7 separate regions of the Mus musculus genome follow, and regions 2, 3, 4, 5, 6 and 7 are each linked to region 1. A link is a loop called in an ENCODE intact Hi-C map of the cell type or tissue named here. Cell type or tissue: gastrocnemius. All regions are shown on one strand.

Region 1 (4,000 bases):
CTATTATTTTCTTAGACAGCGCCTCACTCTGTTGCCCAGGCTGATCTATAACTCAGTATGTAGCCCAGGTTGGCCTTGTACGCAGAGCATTTCTCTTGCCTGGGTCTCTTGCAAAGCTAGATCTCGCATGTGCACCACTGTACCTGGTTATTCTTACTTCTTATTACTTCAAGAGCCAAGGCCAGAGAGGACAATGGTATGGGTTTAAATGACATCTCCAGCTAGGCATGGTGGTGGGATCCCAGTGCTCAGGAGGCAGAGGCAGGCTGATCTATGTAAGTTTGAGGACAGCCTGGTCTGCAAAGTGACTTCCAGGACAGCCAGGGCTACACAGAGAAACCCTGTTTTGAAAAACAAAGCAAAACAAAACCCAAACAAACAAACAAACAAAACGTGACAGCTCCAAATAGGGAAAAGACATGGGCAGCCTCTGATGGTACATGATTCTGATTCCAATACTACAGGGTGGAGGCAGGGGGATTGTGAGCCAGGCCAGCCTGGGCTACAGAGTCTATTCAAGGCCAGCAGAGGCTATGGTAGCTAGACACTGCCTTAGAAAACAGAAAGAAGGAAGTAAAGAAGAAAAGACAGTAGGGAGAAAGGGGGTGGATTCGAGATACTTTCAAGAAGTAAGACAGAGTGCAGGGGTGGTGGGCTGAGGTGGGAGTCCTGGGAGGGGGGTGCAGGACTTGGAAGAGATGAGGCTCAGGTAGGGTAGGTGATCTGAGGCACCTTCTGGATGTGCTGATACAGATGTGGGGCAGGTGGCTGGACAAGGCAGGGTGGGGGGAGAGCTGCTAGAGGTCAGGGGTGGAGGTGTAAACTGGGAAGCCAGCATAGGGGTGGTGCTGAGCTCTGCCCTCCAGGGGATGCACAGGCAGGTGAGAGGCTGCTGGACTCAGAACACTGGAGGCTGCTGAAGAACCAGTGCCAACCTGTTTAGGGGGGTAGGGGGTGGGGGGATGGGGATGGGGATGGGCGTCGGAGTGGGGGTGGGGGTGGGAGGATATTTTTAGAGAAAGAAGAGATGGAGGAGAGGCCGTGGGGCCATGGGATGCATTTTGGTGGGAAAGACAGAGCAGGGTTGAGGCAAGCCTTGGAGGGCGACTCTGTTTTGTTTATTTTTGAGGGAGGATTGTGCCATGCAGCGCTGGCTGTCTGAAGCTCAGGATCACAGTCTCAAAGCCTCAACCTTCTGAGTGTTGAGATTACATGGTGTGCACCCCTATGCCCTTTTAAATCTTTTATTTTATTTTATTTTATTTTATTTTATTTTTGTTTTTTGAGACAGGGATTCTCTGTGTAGCCCTGGCTGTCCTGGAACTCACTTTGTAACCAGGCTGGCCTTGAACTCAGAAATCTACCTGCCTCTGCCTCCCAAGTGCTGGGATTAAAGACGTGTGCCACCACCACCCCGCTTAAATCTTTTAATTTTATGTTTTGTTGATAGATTAGCCTAAGGACTGTGCTTTGGCGATGTCTTGGAGGAAGAGACAGAGACATAGGGTGGGCATTGGAGAACACCATTGCTTGGAAGGAGAACAGGACCCAACAGAAAATACCTACTTTTGAGGGGCCTACTGGGCTTTCCCATTTATTTAAAATACCAGAAGAGGTGATGCTCATGAAGGTGTGTATGCAATGTGAGCACGGGTGTGTATGTGTGTGTACACGCGTGTGCATGTGCGTTTCCAGTGAGGTCAGAGAATACCTGGTATCTCTCGGATGGACAGTGGAAACCATTGCCTTGCTTGGTGTTGGTAACCCAGCTCTTGGACCCATCTGAGGGATGAGAGAAGCTGAGGTGCTGGGGTGCTTGGTACTCGGGCAGGTTCTTTTGGAACTGGTGGGTTAGAAAGTAGCGTCTGGGGTCTTCCCAGAGATTCTGTGGAGGTTGGTTGAAATCTCATCTTAGGGAGAGGCAATTCTTTCTGCACTGGCTAGCGTCACCCACTCTGGAATGTTGCTGCCACCTGGTGGCCCAGTTAGGGATGCACCGGCCTCTGTTTAGGAGCAGGGACTTGGCCCCACCTGCTGGTTATGAGTGGTTCTGCATCTATAAAGTCCCCGTTGGCGGCAATTATGCTACACTGGAGAAAGAGAAGTGGCTTGTCCTGTCTGCTTGGTACAGGGTTTGAGTCAACCTGTCTGGATTTTGAATGCCTCCCCAGGGTATTTGAGGGAGGGACCCAGGACTTTGGATACCAGTTGTTTCTATCCTGACAATGGTTTCTACATCGAGGGAAGGTCAGCCATTCAAAGATAAAGAAAGGCCTGGTGGGGAATCTGTGTGTGTGTGTGTGTACCCACATGTGTGTCCTAGTGGGGCCCTGGGGGATGGATCACACTTGAGGAGAGGGCCTGAGACTGGACAGCTATTCTCCAACCTTGATTTTTTTTCCCCCAGTGACCCTTCCTAGTGATCAGATGGTCTGCTTTCAGGGAGAATGGTGAGCAATTGGGACAGGACTGAGTAATGAATACAAGGTGCTACCAGAGAGGAAAGGGGACAGAGGACTTGTCCATAGTTCCACCTACACGTATACCCATCATCCAGTCATTTATGTCCATATAGAAGGACATACAGAGAGACAGAGAGACAGAGACACATCCCTGCATGCACATTCTTTCCTGTGTTCCACAGTCTAGCTCAAGGCTGTGAGGCTGGATATACCTCAATGAATTTGAGGCAGGGCCTCAGGGCTGGGCCTATGGCCTTCAGTTGATGGCCATCCTGGGGACCATTAAGGTGGTGCTAATTGTCAGAGTCTTGGGTCTTGTTCCCTCCTCCCTTAAAACTGGTAATGGCTACATTGCATGTAGGTGTGTCCAGCTTAGCTCCTGCTTGGGTGACACTGAAGAGTGACCTTGCGAGGGTTTCTTATTTTTAGCCCATCCCCACATGCTCTCCCTTTCTCTCCCCCACTTCCTTTCTTCCCCTCCCTGACTGCCCCCCACCCCCTCTCTGGCAGTAGCCCAGGGCAATGAGCTGCAGCAGACCAAGTGGCAGTACAGGCTGCCCAGATGGGCCTCTAGGTGTCCTTTGGCTGAGCAGAAGCTCCTAGACACTCTGCCCCAAGCTCTGCCAAATGTACCCACAACCAGAGACACTTTCTCCGTTGTGAATTCAGTTTCGCTAGCGCCTGCTATTTCTGGGCCACAGTTAGCTTTCTAGCTTTCCAGGCTTCTCTAGCATCTCTCACATGGGTCTGCCTAGAGCTGGTTCTGGCTCCAGTCAGGGTGACCTTCTTGGCTTTCTGAGCCTCTGGACATCTGCCTTCCATGAATCTCCTAAACCCCTCTGGCTGTGACTTGATCCTCCTCCCCATCCCTCTGGGTCCTTCCCTATCAGATGGTCACTTCCAGCTGGAACCAGAGGGCAGCCTCACCCTTGCTCAGGGCTCCTGGATGAATGTGGCTCCAAGACAGAAGGCAGCTTCAGTCACTTGTTCCAATCCTGGAAGATTCCAGAGACCACTACAGTAAAGGCAAAATGGAGGTGAATTAGCTGTAGCCAGTATGAGGCCAGCTGGATTCCAGTAGCATCTACTGCCTGGGGGACCTGGTGCTGTCTCTCCTTACAGACCCAACATCAGCTTTGGGAGTGGTCTCCCAGGACGACCTGGATATATCTGCCCCACAGACGGATCCAGAAGGCAGGCAGAGGTTCTCAGCAATCCTGGAGAGACAGGCAAACGGACATCTGCTCCTAATACAAAGTGCTTCCCTCTCCTTGTAGACACAGCCCCAGTCACACTCATACTGTAAGCACCAACAGAGCTCCCACTGGGACCTTTCCGTTGTCACTCTGACTTGTGCCAATTTCAGAATCAGTTCTGGCACCCAACTTAAGGAGAGGTTTCACAGACAGCTCTGCCTTCCCCTCCCCCAAAGCCAGATCCTCAAGGGTGGGTAATCTGTCAGCCTTGAGGTGTTTGATTAGGTGTGTAGATAAGGCTGAGGTCACACTCAGGGTCAGGGATGTGCTGGCTATAGCTTT
Region 2 (4,000 bases), 55 kb before region 1:
ACACTGTAGCTGTCTTCAGAAACCCCAGAAGAGGGCATCAGATCTCATTACAGATGGTTGTGAGGCATCATGTGGTTGCTAGGATTTGAACTCATGACCTTCGGAAGAGCAGTCGACACTCTTAACCACTGAGCCATCTCTCCAGCCCTGGATTGAATCTTAAACATTTTTCACAAGCCCAGGTTTTGAACTCTTGGTTGGTTCGTGTTGGTTTTGAAGGTTGTGAGGTCTTTAGAAGGTAGGGTGGGGACTGACTGGCAAAAGTAAATCACTGGGGGGGGGGGGGCCTTTGAAGGCTCCATCAGGCCCTGGTTCCCTTGGCTTCCTGGTTTGTCCAAATGTGAATAGCCTCTCCACACAATTCTACCAACAGAAAGTGTTGCTGTGTCTTTCTGACCCCTGCTTCCCCATCACAGGAAGCTGAGGCAGGAAGATTCCAAGACCCTGTCCCAAAACAATCAAACAACAAATGAGAGAAAGAAAGTGTTTATAATCACCCACCTCCTTACCATTCCCACCTCTCCATTCTTCTTTGTGTTGATATGAGTTTCAATTTATTTTACATCCCTCAGCCTGAAGAACCTCCTCTCCCCATCTCAACATCTCAAGGTTCATATTTCTTTTTTTTTTTTTTTCGAAACAGGGTTTCTCTGTGTAGCCCTGGCTGTCCTGGAACTCACTCTGTAGACCAAGCTAGCCTCGAACTCAGAAATCCACCTGCCTCTGCCTCCCAAGTGCTGGGATTAAAGGCGTGCACCACCACGCCCGGCTAAGGTTCATATTTCTTTGACAGGAACCACAAAGAAGGAAGGAAGCACATTCATGGACTCTACTTGATTCCTTTACCATTTCTTTCTATCCTTTTTCTTCTTTTACTATTTCCTGAGGTGCAGAATTCCTGGAAATTCTATACCCAGCAATACTAACCTTTCCTCCTTCAAACAGAGTTTAAAGATTGTGTTTTTCTTTTTAATTTGTTTGTGTGTGAGTGTATGCATGTGTGTGTGTGTGTGTTTGCATGTGTATTGGGAAGTTTGAGGGTGTTATATCCCCTAGAGCTGGAGTTACAGATAATTTAGAGTCACCCAGCATGGGTGTTGGCTATCAAACTTGGGTCTTCCATAAGCTTGGCAACACTCTGAACTACTGAACAGTCCTTATTCCTCTTGATTACATTATCCCTGCCATTTCAGCATTAACCTGTGTCTCTATAGTCCCTATTACATAACGTGTCTTTAAAATATGGTTATTATAGTGTCTAGGACGGTGGCGTGCTATAGTCAGCTGCCTTTTCTTTTCCCTGTTGAGTGACTAAGAAAAAAAATGACTTTTGGGGTCACATCTCAGTAGCAGAGCACTTCCTTAGCATGTAAGTGGTCCCGGGATCCATCGTTAGAGGAATAAAAATAAAAAACAATAACCAGAACAGTTTAGAGATTTATTTTAATTATGTATATGTTCATGCTTCTTGTATATGTGTATATGAGTGAAGGTCCTGGCATTGGCCAGAAGAGGGAGCCAGATCCCCTGGAGTTGGAGTTAGTGGTGGTTGTGAGCCATCCAGTATGGGTGCAAAAAAATCAAACTTAGGTTCTTCCCAAGAGCAGCAATGCTCTTAACCACTGAGCCACCTCTCCAGCCTCATCAACTGACTAGTTTAAAGACTCACTTGAAAATGATTTGTGGGGCTGGAGAGATAGCTCAGTGGTTAACAGCACTGGCTGCTTTTCTAGAACAGCTGGGATAAATTTCCAACACCCACAAGGCAGCTCACAACTGTCTGCAATTCCAGTTCCAGAGGATCTAACACCCTTCTACGGACATACACATGGGCAAAATACCAGTGCACATAAATATAAAAATAAATACATCATTTATTATTTTTAAAGACAGGGTTTCTCTGTATAGCCCTAACTGTCCTGGAACTCTCTATGTAGACCAGGCTGATCCTGAACCCAGAGATCTGCCTGCCTCTGTCTCTTGAGTGCCGGGATTAAAGGTGTGCACCACCATCGTCCAGCTTATAAACCATTTTTTAAGTAGTTGAATAGTGTGGTGGTTCACCCCTTTAATCTACATAGAGAGTGCTAGGACAGCCAGAGCTGCACAGAAAAACCCTATCTCAATAAAATAAAATAAGTAAATGATTTGGGACACACTGGGTTATGGCATTTGGACAATAAACTCACCTTACCTCAATTTTGAAAAGGTAACTGCTTTCACATCTCCTTACTGTCCATTGTCTTCCAGCCATCTCCTTGTGACTCTCTGTGTTTGTTCTGTTCTTAGGTTGCTGAGAGTGGTTGAATTGTGAGTGGAAATTTGTCATCAATTCCAGAATGAGCTGACCTGATATTTCTTGGGAAAACATCCCCCTTTGCTTCCTTCTGCATTTTCTGGGCTCCTAGCTATCCTCCTGCCTCAGCCTTCTAAATACCCAGGACAGCAGGTGTGTTTCACTGTCCTTGTCTTTTTGTGCATGCACATTTCACTACTAGAAGTCTATTTTCAACTGAGTTTTACACCCCACCCTGTCCCACATGGAAATGCAACCTGTATACTCTGTTATGGGTGTGTCCCCACACGTGTGTGTGTGTGTGTGTGTGTGTGTGTGTGTGTGTGTGTGTGTGCGTGCGCGTGCGCACATGTGCTCACAGGCATTCATACAAATGTGAGTGGGGGCTCAGACAGGTATGTGTGCATACAGGTGTGTGTATGTGTGTATGTGTGTGCATACAGGGGTGTATTGCATACAGGGGTATGTGTGTGTGCATACAGGTGGCTGTGCTCTTGCCCTCTCATCAGCACTCACCAGCATGCTCCCAGTCAGAGACCAGGGATCCCAGTCGCTCCCCTAAGCAGTCTTCTCAGTTTTAGAATTCCTCTTCACAAGAGTGGACAGACTTGCTAGGATCCCGGTTCATGCAAAGATCTTAGTTCTAGGTCCTCACCATGGGCCACCCAAGGCCGCATGAGTTACATCAGACAGATGTTGACCTCTGCCTGCAGCTCCAGATAGAACTGCTTCTGCCTCCACCCTGAGACAACCGCTCTGCCGCCCTTGGCGTTTTGCTCCTTTTCTGCTTCTTCAGAATTTAAATTTTCCTTTATTCTCTCACATCGCACCATGCAATGCACTCAGAGGGTTTTTGTTAACTACAAAGATTAGTTACTCTCACCCAGTCTCAGCCACTGCTTATGTGAGATCATTGTGGGCATAGAGGTTCCCCTCCTCGGCCCAGGGTGAAGCTGAGATGGAAGGATCTGTTATTTTCTTCTTCTTCCCCACCCCCCCGGGTTAATTTTATGTGTATGTGACTGTGTGGGGGTGTCTGCACCTGCATGTGGGTGTCCACAGAGGCCAGAAGAGGATATCAAGTCCCCTGGAGCTGAAATTAGAGGCAGCGCTGAGTCACCAGACATGGGTGCCAGGAACTGAACTCTGGTCCTCTGAAGAGCAGCACACTTTCTTAACCACTGAGCCGTCTCTCTAGCCCAGCTCTGTTCATTTTTAATGATCCTGATATTTCTACATGGAGTCTAACTTCCTATTTAAATGACCGTGAACTCATTTTAACAGGCAATGACTTGAGAATAAGTTGTTGGGTCAAAGAAAAAGATTTCTCTGGAAAGCCGGCAAGCTGACAAGACGGAGGCTCTTGCCAGCCATGGCTATCTTCTGTAGTGTCGCAAGCACAGTCTTGTGTAGGGAGCTAGAAAGCATGTCAGCTGAGCGGGTACCAAGATAGTCTTTGGAGTATCTGAGAGAAAAAGACACCTGAGAAAGTGAGCTGAGAACTGGCAGAAAAAGGGGCAGAGCCCCAGAGAAGCTCTGTCCAGAGAAGTCGTGTGAGCAGCCTGCTCCGTGGTCTCTGGGCTTGTCCATTATGTTAGTAAATACAGTCAGGCTCTGCTTTAAAATACCCTAGCCAGCAACACAGCATTTATACTACCGTGGTCCTGTATGGTTATAGTGGAGCCCACAATCCCTGCCGCCTAA
Region 3 (4,000 bases), 500 kb after region 1:
CCTAATGTTGGCTGTATGACATCTCCCACTACACCCTATTTCAACCAGACCATGCTGAGAATGAGGCTGTGAGCCCCAGAGTCCAAGCACAAAAGTTTGGCACTACTAGGTGGCTTTGGGGACATTGGAGACAAAGCAGAAAGCACCCTGAGGCTGGAGCCCCCAAAGCCCCAGTCTCAGCCTCTTGAAAGGCCTTTTAAATCTTTCATGCATAGCATCCCTGGGCCCTGGAGCTCCAAGGGGCCTGCATGCAGAGCCTCCACTGTATGTGTCAGCCCCTAGTTTGGAGGAAAGGAAAGAGACTGGGAGTACAGGGACAGATAGCCTCCCACCCTCCCTTCTTCTCAAAGCCTGGTCCAGAGCCAGGGAACAGTCCCTCACCCACCCCAGAGACCAGGGCAAGGATTGGTGGAAAGACCAATAGGTTCAGGGGTCACCATGTGTGGCCAGGTCACAGGTCAAAGATCTGCTGACAGTAGACTGGAAGATATTGATCTACAGGGGGGAGGTGACAGACCTCTGACCCCTGCCAAGGACTGTGGGCAAGGCTGGTGGTCAGCAAGCTGGATTCCACGCAGCCTCCCATGGCCCCATGTCTCTCAACAGCAGGCACAAAAGACGGTGATACAAATGATTTCATTGTCACCCTTGAACTGATGTACCAGCATGCGGGCCAGGGGACAGCAGGGACCAGAGGTCATGTGCTCTAGCTTCTCAAGCTCTCACAGGTTTGAGACAACTGAAGAATCGAAGGAACTGAGAAGCCCTGCCTTGCTGGGCCTGTTGGCACATGCCTTTAATCTGAGCACCTGAGAGGAAGAGGCAAGTCGATGTTTATGAGTTCGAAGCCAGCATGTTCTACGTAGTGAGTTCCAGACCAGCTAAGGGTTACATGGAGAGACCCTGTCCAAAAAAAAAAAAAAGGAAAAGGAGGAGGAGGAGGAGGAGGAGGAGGAGGAGGAGGAGGAGGAGGAGGAGGAGGAGGAGGACTCCAGCAGGGACCAAGGTGTCTTTAAGGCAGCAGCAAGCTGAGGGTTGAGTTGCTCAGCTTCAGGCTGCCTCCGTGGCTCTCCCAACCCTCACAGTGACCGTAGCATCCACCTCGGTTCTCAGTCCAGTTCACTTCTCTAGACTGCAGGAGGAATTTCTGCTCCTCAACCCCAGACAGCTGCAGAAGGCAAACCTGGAGAATACACCCTGCTCTGACAGGCCCAGTCACGGCTGGACACTGTAGCTGCCCCTCAGTCCTCCCGCCAGTCCAGAGGGGGCAGAAGAGACAGGTAGGAAGAGCCTCCCTCCCCAGATAAATTCACCTGGAGGGTCTTTCTCCACCTACCTACAAGAGCCTAGGAAGAGAGAATGTGAATGTATATGAGTGAATGTGTGCATGTGTTCTTTGTGTGTGTATGTGAGTGTGTGTGTGTGTTATTTATGCATGTGTGTGTGTTAGTGTGCATCAATGCATGTGTGTGCATATATATTTGTATGCTCACATATGTATTTGTGTGCGCATATGCATACGGGTGCATTTACTTGTACTGGCATGTGTTTGGGTCCTTTCCAAGTTTGGAATGGCCCCCTTCGAGGCTCTGACTAGAAGAAACACTGTAGTTGTTCCTTGCAATGGCTTGGCCCCAACTTAGGAACTTACCAGTCCCTGTAGTCCTGGCCTTGGCCAGCGCTTCTAGAGCTAAGGGCTACTGACCAGTGTTTGCCAGCTGGCAACATGGTCAGAGGGCAGCTCTGTCCCTTGGGAAGACATGTGGTAGCCCCTGGCTCAAAGCAGACCCAGGCTGGAGGTCACCAACACTAAGGCAAAAGCACACGTGAGTCCTCTTGGGTCTGCAGCTTCAATATAACCAGTGCCTGGCTAGGATTTCCTCCTGGCAGTGACACCTACCGGGCATGTCAGGTACTGCGGACTGAACTCCCTTTACGGGAACACGGTCCCACCCTTCAGTGTACAAGAGTTGAAGTTTGTCTGGTGGTGCTCCCAGAAGCCTCTGGGGTTCCTTCAGGTCCTTTTGGAGCCCCCCACCCCCACCCAAACACACACTAGAGGCGTACGGCTCCTTAACCTCTCTCCTTTAAAGCGGGGCATTGGTTTAATGCTTTTCAAAGACATTTCTCTAAAAGTGTCTTAAAATCTCTTGGCTAGCTTTAGCTGTGCACGTCTCCATAAAACCTCTCCGTCTGAATGATGAGATGGAGTTTAATGCGTTTACAAGTCTGCTGTCCCTTAAAATGTTTATGAAGTCACTTAAAGGATGTCACATATGCCCAATGCAGGGGAGAGCTGATATAAATATCTCGTGGAGATCAAAAGAGCCTAGGAGAGTCCAGATCACCCCTAAGCTGAATGATTTCCACGGCCCAAACTTGGGAATCTCCCAGTAGCAGTGTTGCCTAGCAAGGGGTGGGGATGGGGTCCTAATAGCAAGATATCCCAACTGCCAACTAGCTCCTCTCCTAGATGGGACAGCACCTTGAAGATCTGGTGCTCCTTGAGTGAGGCATCTCCTTTTCTTTATCATGAAGTTTTCTGACTCCTGCATGTCCCCAGAGTCATAGGTAGTGGAGCTAAGGGATACTGACCAGTGCCTGCCAAGTTGCGGTGTGTGCCTGAAATCACTAAATACAACTTGCTGAAGGTAAACCACAAGTAACGGGGCCATAAAGCGAGGCAGCTTTGCAGTGGTCTGTGGCTTTGCAGCTCGGGCCTCAGGCTGTCTCCAAATTCTAGCCCAGACAGGCCATAAGAAGTTTGCCCATGAAATTTTCTACAGGGAATGGGTGAAAGCTAAGCTAAGGCCCAAACCTTTGTCCTGCCATGGCCAGATGAGCTCAGGAAGGAGAGAGTCAGCCTTGTACAAAATACCCTACTCAATTCATTCATTCATTCGTTAGCTCGTTCCCTCATTCATTCATCTGTTACTATGCACTAACACTGAACTAGATTGTACGAGCTAGGCTCTGCCTCAGTGAAGAAAGCAGGGTGTTCAGCTCATGGGATGGTGTGGGCAATGGGAGAGATGAGCAATACAAATAGGTAAGAATCAGGCCTGGTGGCACAAGCCTGTAATCCCATCTACTTGAGAGGCTGAAACGGGAGGGTCACGAGCTTTAGGATAGTGTAGACTATAGAGTGAGTTCAAGGCCACCCTCGACAGTCTGGTGAGACCTTGTGTCACGAAACAAAAAGTACAAAAGGGGTTGGGTTGTGGCTCACCGGTAGAGTGCTTTCTCAGGATCCAATAGCAAAGAGCTGTAATGTAGCCTGGTACAATGTAGCCTGGTGGTAGAGCACTTGCCTAGCACGGATGTAGGTCTCCAGTTCAATACTTCAGTGCTAAAAGAATAAAATAAAATATAATTAAGCAAAATATCTAGAGTTTCCAATGCCAATCAAAGGGAGATGCAAGACAGGCTGAGGAGAAAGAGCTGAGATGGGGGTGCGCTGTTCAAAGGAAAGGTCGGAGCAAGTCTCATTCTTAAGAGAGGGAGAGGATGGGCTCTGGGAATTTATGAGAGAAGACCAAGAGAACAGCAAGGATAGAGATCCTGAGACAGGATGGAGCGACTTAAGGAGTGGTGTGGCTGGTGCCAAGTGGGTGAAGGGGTGACAGTGAGGTTTCTGGGTCACTGATATAGTTGAGTCTCTGGGCTTATTAAATTGCACGCAGCAGAGGTTTGAGAGCTGAGACAGGCCACCCCTGTCCTGCCTAGGGGAGACCCCGCCATATAACCGAGGTATCTGTCTAGGGTTTCAGTCACTTCTCAGCCTGCAGAGGTATTAGGGCTGGGTCCCGTGTGACCCTCGGGCCGTGGCATCCTCGCTTTGCAGTCTCTCCCAGTTCTAGGCACGACCGGCACACCAGCCAGAATGTTCCAGCTTTTTTGTAGAGGGGCTGCCTCCCGAGGGGGACCTAGTGAGAAGAAAGCAATGTGGCTCAAAGCTCTGTCTTCCTAGCCACCGAACGCAGCTACCAAGTCCCGCTGG
Region 4 (4,000 bases), 180 kb before region 1:
CAGCTAACAGGAAACAAAGGTAATGGCATTTGGTTGAACTAATTAGTTAACTAATCCAGATAGAGTTTATTTTTTGTTTCGTCTTGTTTTTTTGAGACAGTCTCATGAGATAGCCCAGGCTGGCCCTGAACTCACCAAATGCTAGAATCACAGATGTGCCCCACCCCCAAATGTTCTTTCCAGGGGTAGGCAACTTCTGTTGTGCTAAATATTATTCCCCCCCCCCCGCCCTCCACTTAGGCCATATGGTTCTCAAATAAAAGCTACAAAAGCCTTTATATTTATGATAAGTCTCAAAGCACTAGAGCTGGGCAGATACCAACTCCCTATGCTATTTTGTCTACTTCCCTGTCAATAACACGGAGCTACCACTTGCCATGTTTCTCCTGGGCCACTCCTATTCTAACAGGCCAGCCCCCCTGGCTGTGTGCTCACCATCCACCTATTCATGATGTCTTCTTCCCTCTTTCTCTCCTCTCATGGTCCCTGCCTGAGACCCCCAAGCCCAGGAACCTCTGTTCTGCCCAGCCCAGGCTGTAGGCATCTTTGTTAACCAGTCAGGGATAGCTTGGGGGCAAGGTTTATACAACAAAGGCTGATATATGTGAGGATCTGCTCATCTGGGAGCAACCGATTCGTGGGGTACAGAATTTAGCATTTGAATATAAGCAGCACCAGACCAAACCACAAACTCTCCCATTAGAATTTTTATCTGCATTCACTTCTATAAGAGCTCTCATTTCTGACATGAGTTTTCATTCCCAAGTCCTTTATTTTTAAAAGGGGTGGGTATTTGTATTCATTGCTATTTGTGATAGGAAAACAAGACACACACACAACAAAATAAAACGAGGTTTGGTGTATGCTTATCAAAATGGTACTCGGGAGACAGGCACATACATGTTTTAGCATTCAGGAGGAAGAGGTAGGAAGATGGGGGAGTTGGAGGCTAGCCTGGGCTACATCATGAGCGCCTGTCTTATGGTGGTGGTGGTGGGGGGGAGCCACTTGTGTTAACCTCCAGAGGTGAATTCAATTCCTCTTTGAAAGGCACATCTTTGATCCCTGTTAACTGCCCATTTCCTTGCTGTGGCATCTGTGCCTGAGTGGTAAGAAACTCCCATGCCAGGCCAGCAAGTGCGTGCCACTTTGTTACTTATATATTATATATGTGCCCTCAAACGCAGGAGGATGTTGTTGGGGCAAGATAAAGTAAGACTTCTAAACAGCGTGTGCGATTTGAGGGTCTGAGGAATAATTTGGCGATATTTGAAGATCTACTTCACAAAAGTAAAAATGCAAGCGGCATGATGACTTATTAAAAATGATCACTAACCCAATTTCGAACACTTTGGAGTGCCGGGTGGGCAAGCCGGCTCTTGTCAGGGCCCTTTCATTTGTCTGTGACTCAAAAGCCACCGTGAAATGCTTTGAATATTTATGATTTTGATCGAGGATCAGACTACCTCCAATAATCTTCAGGTTTTTTTTTTTTTTAACCCGGGTGTAAAGTGTTTGAAATGTCTATCATCCTCTGATGTATGAGTGGTTAATTATTTGGATGAATATGAAGTACCCCTTTCTTTGAAGGAAAGGGTGTGGGAAATTCTACTTCCACAAAAGTAAAATTAATTCTCTGTAGTGACCGTGAGGTCGGGGAACTCACTGGTCAGAGATTATTTTGGGGAGTAATTTCTTTTACTGTTTCAAAATGGATGGCGTCATCTTAAGTCGTTATTTTTTTAGATCCACTAGAGGGAGTCGTGTGGTATAGATGTGGATTGTTTTTTTTTAATAAAAGAGATGTGTTTATCACTGAGTTAGTAAATGCATTCGAAGCAATGGTCTTGTCCAAATTCAGCCACTGCGATTCGGGAGTCTAGCTCCTTACTCACAGACCCTGCCCGGATTGAGGGAAGCGCTTTTAACACCCCTGAGTTTGCTTGACTTCTTTCTCTCCTTCTAACAGTCTTTCTTAATTTTCTAATTCTGCCCACCATCCGAAGGCAATTTTGATATGCAAATAAGTCTTAACATTCAGAAACGGAATCTTTTGAAAGTCTGATTAGTTTTTTCTTCTCCCTTCCACCTCTTCTTCTTCTTCTTCTTCCTCTTCTTCCTCCTCCTCCTCCTCCTCCTCCTCCTCTTCTTCTTCTTCTTCTTCTTCTTCTTCCTTCTTCTTCTTCTTCTTCTTCTTCTTCTTCTTCTTCTTCTTCTTCTTCTTCTTCTTCTTCTTCTTCTTCTTCTTCTTCCTTCTTCTTCTTCTTCTTCTTCTTCTTCTTCTTCTTCTTCTTCTTCTTCTTCTTCTTCCTTCTTCTTCTTCTTCTTCTTCTTCTTCTTCTTCTTCTTCTTCTTCTTCTTCTTCTTCTTCTTCTTCTTCTTCTTCTTCTTCCTTCTTCTTCTTCTTCTTCTTCTTCTTCTTCTTCTTCTTCTTCTTCCTTCTTCTTCTTCTTCTTCTTCTTCTTCTTCTTCTTCTTCTTCTTCTTCTTCTTCTTCTTCTTCTTCTTCTTCTTCTTCTTCTTCTTCTTCTTCTTCTTCTTCTTCTTTGGTGCAGTAGCCCCGCGTTAGGGAACAGAGCGGCAGAACTCTGCTTCTCCCTCCCGGAGACTCCCGCCCTGGGACCTCCCGCTGGTCTCCTTGTTAAGATGCCTCGGACACTGCTGGAAAAGGAGGAGGGGCTGGGGTTTGATGTCCCGTTCTACAAGAATAACACAAAGCTGCAAATTGAAACCGGTTTAATTTTCCAAAGCTTAAAGATTTTAAAGTAATTTAGACAAGTGTTTAATTTTTTTAAACGCCGAAAGCTTACAGCGAAGAAGCAAGACAACTTAGCCCCGCGGCGTTCCTCCGAGCTGATGCTTTGCAAAATGAAATCCTAATCGAGGTAAAATTTACATCCGGTGAAATACACAGACTTTAAATCTCCAGGCCAATTGATTTGATGGCACGGTGTGGATGAACGACAACCACCCTACTGGGGGGTATGGGTGGCTTCTGTCACTCCAGAAGGTTCCTTCTTGCCCCTTCCTGTCATATGACAGAAAAGCAGGCCCTGTGAACGGAGACTCTGAGATGAGTTTCACAGGACAGTCAGTGGACTCTTCAGAAGGGAACTTGGTGAATACAGACTCTCTCCAGACATCAGGGTGTAAGTGGGTGGCAGGGTGGGGAGGTGGAATGCTACCTAGCTGTAGGTCTTGGGGATGGCATCAAAGGTGGCCTTGGCAACATTGCCCCCCGGGGGTGACAGTGGAGCCCCTGGCTGATGGATGTGTAGCAGTTATGAATACCAGCCTTTATCATCAGCTTCTTGGGCACAGGAGCAGAGCCACAGAGGCCTGTCACCTTGTGTCCAACAGTGTGGGGCTTGCCAAGCCTCTTCCCCAGTAGCTGCACAGGGACAACGGAAAGCTTTGCCAAGATAATGGCCCCCTGGATAGCAGTGGCTACCTCCTTTGAACACCTAACACCAAGACCAACGTGAGCATTGTTGTCCACAGTAGCGATGAAACCTTGAACCTGGTCCGCTGGCCAGCCAGTCTGCTACTGCACTGGCATCTTTAGAACCTCATCCTTTAGGGCTACGCCCAGGGAAAAGTCAGTAATCTAGGATGCCTCAGTGGGCAGGAGAACAGGCGGATCTCCTCCAGGGACTTGATCTTCACGTCCTTGTCCAAGTGGTCCAGCATGGTGATGGGGATCCACTCCTTAGCTTCAGCTTTCCTTTCTTGAGTGGCGAGGCCTCAACCGTGGTGGCCACAGATCACTGCTCTATCCTTTGAATCCTTCGTGAAAGCTGCTGCTACCTCCTGAGCCCAGCATGGGGGTCCTCTGGGCCCTCCTGCTACTGGGCATCAGCCGCTGTTGCTGTTTAACGGAAGAAGGCATGGTGATGGTTTAAATGATCTCTAATCAGAGTGACTGCTCTCTCTCTCTCTCTCTCTCTCTCTCTCTCTCTCTCTCTCTCTCTCTCTCTCTCTTTCTCTCTCTCTCTCTCTCT
Region 5 (4,000 bases), 230 kb before region 1:
CGGGGTCAGATGAACCAGAGAGGTGTGTGAAGGCAGTGTGGGGAGCTTGATATGCCAAGATGTGGCAGGGGTGTGTAGGTCTGGTGTAGCCACTGGTGCACAGAAGGCTACCCCCTGTATTTAACTAGTTGGTTACCTTTTAGGGAAGTTTCTTTGTTTCTTTTTTAGAAATTAAAAACTTTAAATTTATTTTAGTCATTGTGGTGGATTGAATGAAAGTGGCCCCCATAGGCCCATAGGAAATGGCACCATGAGGAGGTGTGGCCTGGTTGGGGTAGGTGTGGCCTGGTTGGAGTAGGTGTGGCCTGCTTGGAGGAAGTGTGTCACTCAGGATGGGCTTTGACATCTCAAGCCGCTCAAGCCAGACCCAGTGTCTCCCTCTCTGCTTGCTGACCCAGCACCATGCCTGTCTATGTGCCACCATGCTTCCCACCATGATGACAGTGGACTAGACCTCTGAATTGTAAGCCAGCCCCAATTAAATGCTTTCTTTTATAAGATTTGCTGTAGTCATGGGGTCTTTTCATAGCAATAAAAACCCTAACTAAGACACTTACTATTTATGTGTTCCCATACACACACACACACGTGGAAATGCATGCCACACATGGAAGTCAGAAAACAACTTCCAGGAGTTGGTTCTCTCCCTCCTTTGTGGTTCCAGGGATTAAACTCAGGTCGTCATGCTTACATGACAAGATGACAAGTGCCTTTACCTGTTTTACTGGTTGAGCCATCTCTCACTGGTCTTTTTTTTTTTTTTTTTTTTTAAGATAGTATGATGGTTTGTGAATGCTTAGCCCAGGGAGTGGTACAATTAGGAGGTGTGGCCTTGTTGGAGTAGGTGTGTCACTGTGGGTGTGGGCATTCAGACCTTTATCCTAGCTACTTGAACACCAGTCTTCTCTTAGCTGCTTTTGGAACAAGATGTAGAACCCTCAGCTCCTCCAGCCTCACATCTGCCTGGATGCTGCCATGCTTCTACCTTGATGATAATGGGCTGAACCTCAGAACCTGTAAGCCAGCCCCAATTAAATAGTGTCCTTTAGAAGAGTTGCCTTGGTCTAGGTGTCTGTTAGGGTCTGGTTTGGTCAGCCTGCCAAATGCATGCACCACTGGATAAACCCCTCCTTTTAACTGAACTGTAACTCTGATGCTGAGTGGGGAGGCTATGGCAGAGAAAGCAAGCCTACTGTGGATGCCTGAAGCTAACACGGTTTTAAGATGTATTCAGTTCGTTGTCAGCCCTAAGAATCCATGCTCAGTCACAGTAGTTTGTGCTTCAGACTACGTTGTGTGAAGGCTGTGGAGATGGCTCCCTGGGGAAGTGCTTGATGTGGAGGCACAAGGACCTGAATTTGGATCCCCAGCATCTATACCAAGAGCTGAGCATCACCACACACTTTTATAATCTCAGCGCTGGAGAGGCAAAGACTGGTGAATCCCCAGAAACCCACGGCTAGCCAGCTGAGCCAAAGTGATGATCTCCAGTTCAGGGTAAGACCTTCTCTCAAAATACAAGGTGGGCGGTGGCTGAGACTATCAGATGTCAGACTCTGGCCTCCAAACAGAAGCACGCACCCACCAACATAAGCTTGCTCTATACTTATTTTTAAAAGACGGCTCCACTCATGTTGGCTGAGAAAGCGTGAAATAACATGACTTTCGTCTTTCGGGCTTTGCAGGGAAGGAGCCCCTTATCCAGGTTACTAAAATCCAGTGTGTGTGTGGGGGGGTGTGCTCCCAATTTTTTGCAAGTCAGAAATAGAAGCCCCTGATGGTAAGGATTTCGGTATCTCAAAGAGTCACTTCTCTTCTCCCTCTGCTTTGTTAAAAATACGGGACGACCTTAACACCAGAGGGCAGTGTTTTATAGTACTTACCAAAATGTCCTTAGACCTTGTCATCTGATGCATTAATGCATGGTTTATGCATGTTTGCAGTTTCCCCTTGTGCTGTTAAATAATACACCTGACCGGGGACCAGTGAACCTAGAATTTCATAAGTGGCAGGCATAACAAAACCACCCCACAAAAAAACAACAATGAAACACATGCCCCTCTCCCATTCCTCCCAGGCCAACTATTCATTTTATGAAGCTAAACCTCCCTGAATTAATTTTCACAGTAAGTTGTGCTGTTTGGGTGTTGGCTGGTTGTTAGCGATGGGGGCATTTTATAATACATAACTTTCCCTAGACCCAAGGAAGCCCTGTCCAGCTAGGTATTTTAAAATCAAGCTTTGTTTATTTATTGTTTTTATGTGCATAGGTGTATGTCTGTACATCCTGTGTGTGCAGTGCCCATGGAGGGCATCAGATGCCCTGGAACTGGAATTACAGGTGGTTTATGCCAGCCCACTTGACTTAGCTTTAGGGCTGGTCAGAAATGGTGAGTTTTGTTTCTGAAAAGTACCCTGGCCTTAACAAGAAGAGGATTTGCTGCTGCTGCTGCTGCTATTGTTGTTGTTGCTGCTGCTGTTGCTGTGTGTGTGGTGGTTTGAATATATTTGGTCCAGGGAGTGGCACTATTAGGAGGTGTGGCCTTGTTGGAGTCAGTTTTCTGTTTGCCTTTGGAACAAGATGTAGAATTCTCAGCTCTTTCTCCAGTGCCATGCCTGCCTGGACACTGCCATGCTTCCTGCCAAAGATAATGGACTGAACCTCTGAACCTGTAAGCCAGGCGAAATTAAATGTTGTCTTTATAAGAGTTGCCTTGTTGGGGTTGGAGATTTAGCTCAGTGGTAGAGGCCCTGGGTTCAGTCCTCAGCTTTGGGAAAAAAAAAAAAAAAAAAAAAAAAAAAAAAAAAGAGAGTTGCCTTGGTCATGGTGTCTCTTTGCAGCAAATGGAAACCCTAACTAAGACATTGACCTACGCTGGGCAGTAGTGGCGCATGCCTTTAATCCCAGCACTTGGGAAGTAGAGGCAGGCGGATTTCTGAGTTCAAGTCCAGCCTGGTCTACAGTGTGAGTTCCAGGACAGCCAGGGCTACACAGAGACCCTGTCTCCCCCCCCCCCCAAAGACATTGACCTATGCTTCCTGCATCTCATTACCGTTCTGTAAGTGGTGATTCCATCTTTTAAGTTGCTTGGATCATAAATGTCAGAGCTGTTGATGACTCTTCTCTTTTCCTCACATAGAACCAATAGCAAACTTTGATTTTTTTTTTTTTCATCCAAATCCAGAGTCTGAGCAGGTACGGCACCTTTGTGTTTCCATCCCTGTGGAGCTATTTGCTCCACAGTGGAACAGTCCCTTCTGAGGGGAGGAAGGCGGCTCATAAGACTGCAGAAATCAGGCTGGAGAGATAGCTTGGGGGTGGGGGAGGCCACCTCAAGACTGACCTGAGATGGAGCCCAATACCGTAGTGAGAATAATTTCTTTAGAATGTAAACCAAATTAGATCACATTATTCTCCAAGCCTAAGCCCTGTGGGAAGCCAGCTGCCATGCCATAAAGATACTCACATAGCCAGGGGTGAGAGACAGGACAGTCTTGGTTTATGCAGTTTGTTTAGCCACAGATCACTGATCCACACAGCTTGTCTAAGGTTAACTATGGAAAATGTAAACTTGAGTTTGTCAGACTTCAGAGCCTGAGTTCCTGAACATTGAGCCTCACTGCCTTGGAATTAGCCCCACTATCTGTCCTGATCATCCTGAGCCCATTGAAAACTGCACCTGAGTCCTGCAGTTTGCTTTGGTCTGTCTGTGATACTGAGAGTAGAGCTAAGAAATCACCCCACGATTTCTACACACATTTATAGTTTTTTTCTTGCATTATACTATTGTACAAAAACAAGTCCAGCTTTATCTCTCATTTGTTGTATTGATTGATTGATTGGTAAATAATTTTTTAAGGTTTATTTTTATTTTTATTTTATTTGTGTGCGTGTCTTTCCTGAATGTATGTAAATGTACTCTGTGTGTGTGTGTGTGTGTGTGTGTGTGTGTGTGTGTGTGTGATTCCTGCAGAGGCCACACATCTCCTAGAATTGAAG
Region 6 (4,000 bases), 110 kb before region 1:
CTTTTTTGTTGCTGTTGTACTTTTGATTGAGGTCAGATAAGGGGTCAGCTTCTCACTTCACCCAGAGGGCAGCAGCCTGCCTCCCAGGCCCCCTCTGCAGACCTGTACACCTGCATGCCTGTATACCTGAGAACTCACACCAGTACACCTGTAGACCTGAATTCATGCACTTGAACACCCCATATCTACCCATCTGCCTGCCTGGTTGCCTGTGTATATTAACTCTTGGATACAATAACATGCGTGCACATCTGCACATCTGCAAACCTGCACACCTGCACATCTGCAAACCTACAAACCTGCATGCAGGATACCTTTTTATGTAAATACTTAGACACCTGCAAATTTATACACTCACTGTCTTAGTGACTTGTCTATTGCTCTGGTAAAGCACTCTGATCAAGTCAGCTTATAGAAGAAGGGTTTATTTCCTGTATACAGTTCTGAGGAACAATCTATTACCATCCTGGTGGGAAAGCATGGCAGCAGGTAGGCATTGTGGCTGGAGCAGTAACCGAGGGCACACTCACATCTGGAACTTCAAACAGGAAGCAGAGAGAGCAAACCTGAGTCTTTAAAATCTCAAAGCCTGCCTCCAGTGACATACTTCCTCCAACAAGGCCACACCTCTAACCCTCCCCAAAACAGTGCCACCAACTGGAGCCAAGCATCCAAGTGCCTGAGAATCTGTGGGACCTTTCATTCAAACTGTTATACCCACATACACCTGCAAACCTGCATATAACACACTATACGCCTGCACACTCATATGCCTGCATATGGTACACACCTGCATACCAGTATGCATGCAGATACACGTGCATGGACACTTACAGACTTGCATACTTGCACACCTGCCCACAGCCTTGGGCCATCCCATGTCTCTCATCCTCAGGCCCAGTGCCTTCCTCTACTGGAACCCTGAGGTCACCATCCCCTAATCAGGTGGCTGTTCTTGTCTCTCTTCCTGGCCTCTTGCCTCCTGTGCCCAATTCCAAGGCTTGTGGTGGCCTTTCCCTCTGCACTGGATACTCCGTACACTCAGCCTTGCTTAACTTATGACAACCTAAGAGAGTAGCGTATGGTGGCTGGTGTGGGACAATCCCTGGAGTTTACAGAGTGAGGAGGAGTCAGCACAACGGGGAGAGTCCCTTCTACTCACATTACTTAGGAAGCAGTTGCTGAGTTTTCCCACCCACTCAGCTGTGAAATGGGACTGTGGTCAGCACCCACAGATCTGTGAAGATGCCTTGTCTCCATGCTGACAGCTGTTTCTTTACCTCCCGAGGAACACTAAGGGATGAAAGTGATCACTGACTCAAGGCTCTGGCAGGAGGAATCAGAAGATATAGAAAGTAAAAGCCTTAACTCACAGACAAGAGCTTCAGGACAGGTCCCAGGGTCCTGAGTGTGGGTGAGCAGTGACCTCAAAAATGCATACAGGACTGGAGACGTGGCTCAGTGGTTAAGAGTGCTTGTTGCTCCTCCAGAGGACCCAAGTTCCATCCCCAGCACCCACAGTGAGTGGATCAGCATCTCGCAACCTCTTACTTAAGCTCCAGGGGATCTGGCGCCCTCTTCTGGCCTCTTCAGGTACCTGCACCCACATGTGCACATACCCCTACATAGATCCACATGTAAACATATTTTTTTTAATTGGAAAAAAGAATCAAAACCTCCTAAATGATAGAGCAAAAGTTGTGTCGATCAGAAGTACAAAAAAATTGGACAGTTCACCTAACTAGAGAAAATAAAATGGATGTCTGTGACTCCACCATCATTCCTTCCATTCCTCAGCTGCATGACCCTCAATATCATGGGATACAATCCATAAATAGAAGTTGCTTGTTACTGTGGGTTTTTGCTCTCAAGGTCCAGCCTCCTTCTAACCCTTTGCTTTTTCCCAGACCTTGGCAAAGCCATTCTAGCTGAGAAATAAGTGAGTTATTTTTAGTCCTTTAATGGTGTTCATGAACTCATTCCTTCCTTTGGCCTAAGGCCCAATGGGACCATCAAAGGGATTTTAATACTAAGGTTGAAAAGGGAGAGGGTCCTTTCTGGCCACTTATTCCCTGATTGCCCCTCTCCAGCTAGAACCCAGGGCACTCCTAGGAAGCAGAAGCCAGGCCTCTCATTTACCGCTATGCATTTCATTTCAGATTAAGTTCATTTAAACAGAACTCTCTGGGTCCTCTCCCTTGTTAGAGAGGGGTGCCTCATGCCAGAGGATCTCTATAGACTCCACCTCCCGTTCATCTTTCTGCCAGACTCACAACCTGTGATTTCGGCTCAATGCTCCCAAATGGTTAGTAGAGTTTTCCCTGAGTTGGTTGGGGCTGGCTTGATGGAAAGCAGACACAGCTTCCCATAGGTCAAGGCTCACGAAAACCTTCCCTAGTGGATATCTAGGCCTGGACATCACTCCTTTCCTGGTCTCTACCTCTGAGCCAATCCGATTTACACTGAGTGATGCAGAAATGTAGCCTATAGGGCCAACAAGATGGTTAAATGGGAAAAGGTGCTTGTTGCCAAGTCTGAAGACTTGAGTTCGATCCCTGATGCCCATGTGGTGGAAGAGAAAACAGGCTCCTGGAAGCTGTCCTCTGCTTTCTACTCATGTGCCCTGGCATGTGTGTTGCCCCTTCACACATAAAAATAACCTCCTTGGATCCCTTGAGGATAACTTGAGGAGGAGAATAGCTATTCCTTTCCCTCATGTGTTTCCATTCTGGGGGTGGAGGTGGCGATGACTCTCAGCTGGCGATGACTCTCAGCTGGCGATGACTCTCAGCTGGTGACAGAAGTAACCCTCACTTCTCTGGGAAGAATACTTCTGTCCCTGTCATTTCACCCATAAGACCAATGCCCCACATGGTGAAAAGAAATAGGGAAATGCAAACAGAAGCAAGATGTCTGCAGGAAGATATTCCTGCCCCCCCTCTCTGCTTTCAATTTTTATTTTTCTTTGTATACATACATCTGTGTTGATACATGCTACATGTGTGGGGTTATATTTATGTGCATCTGTGTTGGTGTATGCAACATGTGTGTGTGCCCACAGAGAGCACATTGGATCATTTCTGCACACAGTGGTGTTAAAAGGTCAAATGTCCATTAACACAGGTGCTTGGGCCAGGGCAAGGCTTTGCCATTCATCTAATCCTGATCTGAGGGAGGCATTGCCATTCCTATGGGTATGACACATTGATGTCCTTGTTGTGGCTGTGTTCATGTCAATAATATTCAGGACTCCATGGCTCACCACAAGTAATGATAGTAATAAAGATGGCAGTTGCAATAGTAGCCATGGCAACAGAAGTAACAGCAGCCACAGACTAGTCTGTAGTTGTAGCTGTTGCAGGAGTAATAATAATGGTACCCTCACAGTAGTAACAATGGAAGTTACGGTAGCTAGCAGTGCTCAGGGTATGAACAGCAGTGCTGCAGCATAGCCTGTGGCCACCACACAGATATTGACTGCTGAGCAAGTGTTCCTGTGACAGCATCCTTCCAAATTCAGTCTGCTCCTCTGTAAAGAGAGAGTGATGGCAGCCACAGCCAACTCCCAGGAGTCATGATGCCAGGGCGACTTTCCAGAATGAGCGAGCCTCCTGCTAAAGTCCAGACATGGATGCCATGCCTCCATCTGCATGCGTCATGGAGGGTCCCTGCTTATGGTCTCTCCATAAGCTGGTCTACCCTTCTGAAGATAGGAGCTCCCCCTTCCTCCTCCTTCTCTGTCAGCACCATTCTTGCTTCTGTCTCTCCTTCTTCCTCTTTTCTTCTTCCCCCTCCTCTCCCCATCCCTCCCTTCTCGCCCTTCCTCCTGTCTCCTTGTTGTTTTTATCTGTGGTACTTTCTCCAGGGATAATGCTGGGAACCAAGTCAACTGGGGCTAGGTGGGCACTCAAACAGGGACTGATGCTGGGGACCACCTCACTCTGGGTTTCCTCAAGGAGAACTGCAGCAGGCCTCTGACTCCGTTTGTTTGTTCTTGGAT
Region 7 (4,000 bases), 260 kb before region 1:
CTGGGGAGGCAGAGGCAAGCTGATCTTTGTATGTTCCAGGCCATCCATCCTGTGTTGTTGGTTGGCCTGATGCTGTTTGTATTCTGATGTTAATTCTGCTTCTTCAGCTGCCCACTTTGACTCACCCCCATTCTCCCCGACCCCCCGACCCCCCAACCCCCGCAGAGCAGTCCATCACATGCTTGGATGATCTCATGTGAGCCTTCTCCCCATTTTAATTGGTCAGTAAAGGTTAGAGCCTGTAATTGGGCAGTGGAGGGGAAAGGTGGGGCTGAAGGTTTGAAAATGGGGGCAGGTAGAGACCCAGAAGAGGATAAGAGGGAAGGGGAGAGGACAAAAGAAGAGGAGAAGGCAGCCATGATGGACCAGAAGAAACTACAAGTAGCAAGGGGTCTCATAGCTGGGGAATAAGTTAATATAATGTTAGATCTGCCCAATGCAAGCATACAGTTTATAATTATAATAACTGGATTGTGTGGTTTTTATATGGGCTTATTTGGGTTGGAAATTCCAGCAACAAATTGGCACCCAAGGTGGGGTTTAGGATTGAACTAACCTGAGATAAAAGTCTACCCCCTACCTTTACCTAAGTGGGAGTCTATATAGTGAATTTCAGTCCAATCAGGGCTACATAATGAGACCCTGTCTCAAAAACCAAACCAAACAACCCCTACTGGGTCTTTTTGAGGGCAGCTCTGATTTAAAAAGCTCCATTCCTCACCAGAGACTTCCACAACAGTTTCCTAGATGTAGTCTCCAGGGCCTCTGCAAGGGATGGACCCACGAAAAAAGTTCCACATTCATAAAACACAACCTAAAGTACCGATGGCAAATGCGGCTCAGGAGTGGGGAGCTTGTCGAGCTTGTGCAAGGCTCTGGGTTCAAGTCCCAGCCCCACAAATACACAAGCAAACAACCTCCCACACAACCGATGAACATAAGCTGATAGCTGTGACACCATCTAGCTGTCAGTCAATGGCAGTTGACCATTTTTACTCAAAGCCATCCTTCTTAGCAGCTCAGTTGACGCTTTCAGAGACGTACATAAGCTTACAATTAAATGTTTAGGTAGGGCATTTTGCTGGTCAACTCCTGGAACTTTGGTTAATGGCTTCAATAGAAAAAGATTTTGTGACCAGTGTTTGTGTACCCAGTGGGATATGGGCCCCATATCCTATGCAATTGGCCATCAGTGCTTTTAATTGTTAGAGAAGTAGTCTACCGCTTTTATTGTGCCTATTTGTTTATTCATTGGCTTTGTTTTGTTGAGAAAGGTTCTCTCAATATAGCCTTGGCTAGCTTAGAAGTGGCTATGTAGACCAGGCTGGCCTCAAACTTCCAGAGGTCCACCTGCCTCTTCCTCCCAAGTGCTGGGACACATCTGGCCTTACTGTGATAATTTTAGAAATTATATATCAAGCCGGGCCGTGGTGGCTCACGCCTTTAATCTCAGCTCTTGGGAGGCAGAGGCAGGCAGATTTCTGAGTTTGAGGACAGCCAGTCTGGTCTACAGAATAAGTTTCAGGACAGCCAGGGCTACACAGAGAAACCGTCTAAAAAAGAAAGAAATAAAGAAATAAATAAAAAAAGAAAGAAAGGAAGAAAGGAAGAAAGAAAGAAATTATGTATCATATAGTATTATATGATAATTTCCCCCCAATCCAGCTAACTACAGCGAAAATTACTCAACTTCCTTATAAAAGCACGCGTTGCTAAATACTATATGTAAATGAAGGGTTTCAGTAATCCTTAAAAATTATTTTATTTATCATCTAACTATCTATTATCTATCTATCTATTTATCTACCTATCATCTATTATTTAAGTGCATTGGTGTTTTGACTGCATGTATGATTATATTAGGGTGTTGGATCCTCTGGAACTGGGGTTACAGTCAGTTGTGAGTTGCCATGTGGGTGTTGGGAATTGAACCTGGACTCTCTGGAAGAGCAGCCGGTGCTCTTAACCACAGAACCATCTCTCCAGCCCCAGAGTTTTTATTACTCTTAAGGAACAACTCAAGACCTTTAAAATAACCACTCACGAGCTGGAAATGGTGGTACATACTTGTAATTCTATCCTCTGGATGCTGAGGAAGGAAGGTTGAAGTTCAAGGCCAGTCTGAGTTACAGTGAATTCTGGTCTGGCCTGGAGTACATAAGAGACCAAGCTAAAAAAACTAACCCATTTATTTAGTCTGTCGCTTTAAGCAATGCTCACATTCCTGTTGATTTCCACTAGATGGCAGCAGAGGACAGCTGTTTGCCTGCGGTGTAGGGTTGAATTAGAGCGGTCATTATTTATTGTGTGTCTCGGAGGTCAGAGGACATCCTCAGAGAGCTTTCTCTCTCCGTCAGGTGGATCATAAGGCTCTAACTCAGGCTTTCAAGTTAGGCACTGAGCTATTTCACCGGTTCTAGCCCGTAGTTTTCTTTTGTATGTATGTATGTATGTTTGTTTGTTTGTTTGTTTGTTTTGAGGCAAGGTCTCTCCAGGTAGCCCTGGCTGTCCTGAAACACACTATATAGATCAGGCCCTCCTGAGCCTCTGAGAGCTTCAATTAAAGGCATGCTCACCATGCCCGTCTCTTCTATTTTCTGAGGCTCAGGCCGGTCTGGAGCTCTTGCTCCTCCTGCTTCAGCTTCCTGAAGATTGGGATTCCAGGAGTGCAACTACCACATCCAGTTTCTTTAGCGTTTCTACAGGGGCAGCTTTCTTTAACCCTTCATCTGTGATTCCAGATTCAGTAGTGCTGGAGTAGCGGTGCCTGTTTGCATTTGCGCTCTGCGCCCGGCGCTCTTAACGATTCCACAGGAATACGGGAAGATGAGAGTCTGGACACAGTTGGAGTCCATCTGGAAGTCACACTTGCTCTTTCAGCTAGAGTCCTATCACAGGCATGGGGTCTCTGAGTTTATTCAATAGCCTTCTTTGCACCCACCTAGTACCCATTTCAGGTGCACATGAATCTATCCCGGAAGCCCACCTGCCGCTGCGGTTCTATTTAGATCCCTTAGGTGGACTCTGAGCGGTTTCTGTTCAGCATGGATTTGTTTTGATTCCAATCTGATTTATCTCCTCATGCAATACAGACTTTTCCATATCATAAGAAAGGTAGGTAGATTCTTTCAAGCTTTTCTTTAAAAAATTACACACACACACACACACACACACACACACACATATTTTAAAGAAGTGTCTCACTATGTAGCTCAGGCCAGCTTTGAACTCATGTTCCTCCTGTCTCTAGTTCTTTTACTTTCTTTTGAGACAGCATCTCATTACATAAACCAGACTGCCCTCAAACTCACAAAGATCAGCCTGCCTCTGCCTTCTGAATACTGAATACTGGGACTGAAGGTGTGTGCCACCATACCTAGCCTGACCCTAGCCCTTGAATCCTGGTATTCCAGATGTGAGCCACCTTGCCCAACTCAGTCCTCTGGCCAAATTGAATCGAGGGTTCTGGAAGAGCTAAGGGTGTTGCTTACCGCTCGGCAGTGCCCAAGGCAAAGTCTTCTAGGATCCAACCAAACAAGAATCCCAGTCTCACTGGTGTCTTCAGAAGGAGCTGGGACAGGATCCACACAGACAGCAAGAATGTTGATAGATAGTCCTAGCAGTGGGAAGCCTTGCAGAAGCTTAGAGATGGCTCAGATTATGGAGACAAGATCTGTGAGGGGCAGGTGTGAGAGGCGCCATGTTGCCCCCCCTGGCTAACAGTTTCTTTGATAACAATTCAGCATGCAGGCCTGGCTTCTAGATCCATCCCCAAGGGAGAACTGGCAGTTAGAAAAGGAGCCCAAAGCTATGGCAATTCCTTGCCTAGATAAAAGTTAACAACTAGGGGGTCATTTTCATTAGAAACAATGTTGTTTAGCAGCATAGTTGACACACACCTTCTTATCTGTTTCCAGGGAAGGATGGTTAGAAAATGAAAGGACAGGTCCCCAGGAAGAAGAGGAAAAATACCGATACTTCATCCTGAAACCTAGACATG

What was found. A loop is a pair of places that touch in the nucleus more often than their neighbours do. Peaks named below come from ENCODE experiments on the same cell type or tissue, not always from the same donor. Only the 100,000 strongest peaks of a DNase experiment are listed, where the experiment ranks them.
Region 2: a loop joins it to region 1, with 4 times the contacts of the local background. A loop is called at or near these places in 15 of 42 quality-filtered maps.
Region 3: it touches region 1 in a loop (3-fold over the local background); 21 of 42 quality-filtered maps call a loop at or near these places.
Region 4: a loop joins it to region 1, with 5 times the contacts of the local background. A loop is called at or near these places in 12 of 42 quality-filtered maps.
Region 5: a loop joins it to region 1, with 13 times the contacts of the local background. A loop is called at or near these places in 13 of 42 quality-filtered maps.
Region 6: a loop joins it to region 1, with 2.4 times the contacts of the local background. A loop is called at or near these places in 3 of 42 quality-filtered maps.
Region 7: it touches region 1 in a loop (13-fold over the local background); 39 of 42 quality-filtered maps call a loop at or near these places.

What each region holds. Positions count from the first base shown.
Region 1 is chr7:34,670,136-34,674,135 of GRCm38, forward strand. No RefSeq gene overlaps it. Among named protein-coding and RNA genes, the nearest start is that of Gm12781, 12 kb to the left of the region's middle. In gastrocnemius, no CTCF peak of the experiment used is centred here; DNase peaks (open chromatin) are centred at 1,988 and 2,995.
Region 2 is chr7:34,614,961-34,618,960 of GRCm38, forward strand. No RefSeq gene overlaps it. Among named protein-coding and RNA genes, the nearest start is that of Gm35378, 13 kb to the right of the region's middle. In gastrocnemius, a CTCF peak has its summit at 1,516 (motif pointing right); no DNase peak of the experiment used is centred here; H3K4me3 peaks cover 3,459 bases; H3K27ac peaks cover 2,855 bases.
Region 3 is chr7:35,167,693-35,171,692 of GRCm38, forward strand. It overlaps Gm38988 (a long non-coding RNA gene), which reads right to left. Exons shown (of 4, transcript XR_003946743.1): 3 at 3,230-3,349. Among named protein-coding and RNA genes, the nearest start is that of Gm35889, 11 kb to the left of the region's middle. In gastrocnemius, a CTCF peak has its summit at 1,908; a DNase peak (open chromatin) is centred at 1,903.
Region 4 is chr7:34,492,344-34,496,343 of GRCm38, forward strand. No RefSeq gene overlaps it. Among named protein-coding and RNA genes, the nearest start is that of Gm35297, 52 kb to the right of the region's middle. In gastrocnemius, a CTCF peak has its summit at 1,745 (motif pointing right); a DNase peak (open chromatin) is centred at 3,368; H3K4me3 peaks cover 296 bases.
Region 5 is chr7:34,437,242-34,441,241 of GRCm38, forward strand. No RefSeq gene overlaps it. Among named protein-coding and RNA genes, the nearest start is that of Lsm14a, 50 kb to the left of the region's middle. In gastrocnemius, a CTCF peak has its summit at 1,866 (motif pointing right); a DNase peak (open chromatin) is centred at 1,826.
Region 6 is chr7:34,557,593-34,561,592 of GRCm38, forward strand. It overlaps Gm12784 (predicted gene 12784), which reads left to right. Exons shown (of 3, transcript NR_166595.1): 3 at 1,381-1,789. Among named protein-coding and RNA genes, the nearest start is that of Gm12784, 13 kb to the left of the region's middle. In gastrocnemius, a CTCF peak has its summit at 1,591 (motif pointing left); a DNase peak (open chromatin) is centred at 3,578.
Region 7 is chr7:34,405,459-34,409,458 of GRCm38, forward strand. No RefSeq gene overlaps it. Among named protein-coding and RNA genes, the nearest start is that of Lsm14a, 18 kb to the left of the region's middle. In gastrocnemius, a CTCF peak has its summit at 2,239 (motif pointing right); a DNase peak (open chromatin) is centred at 2,261.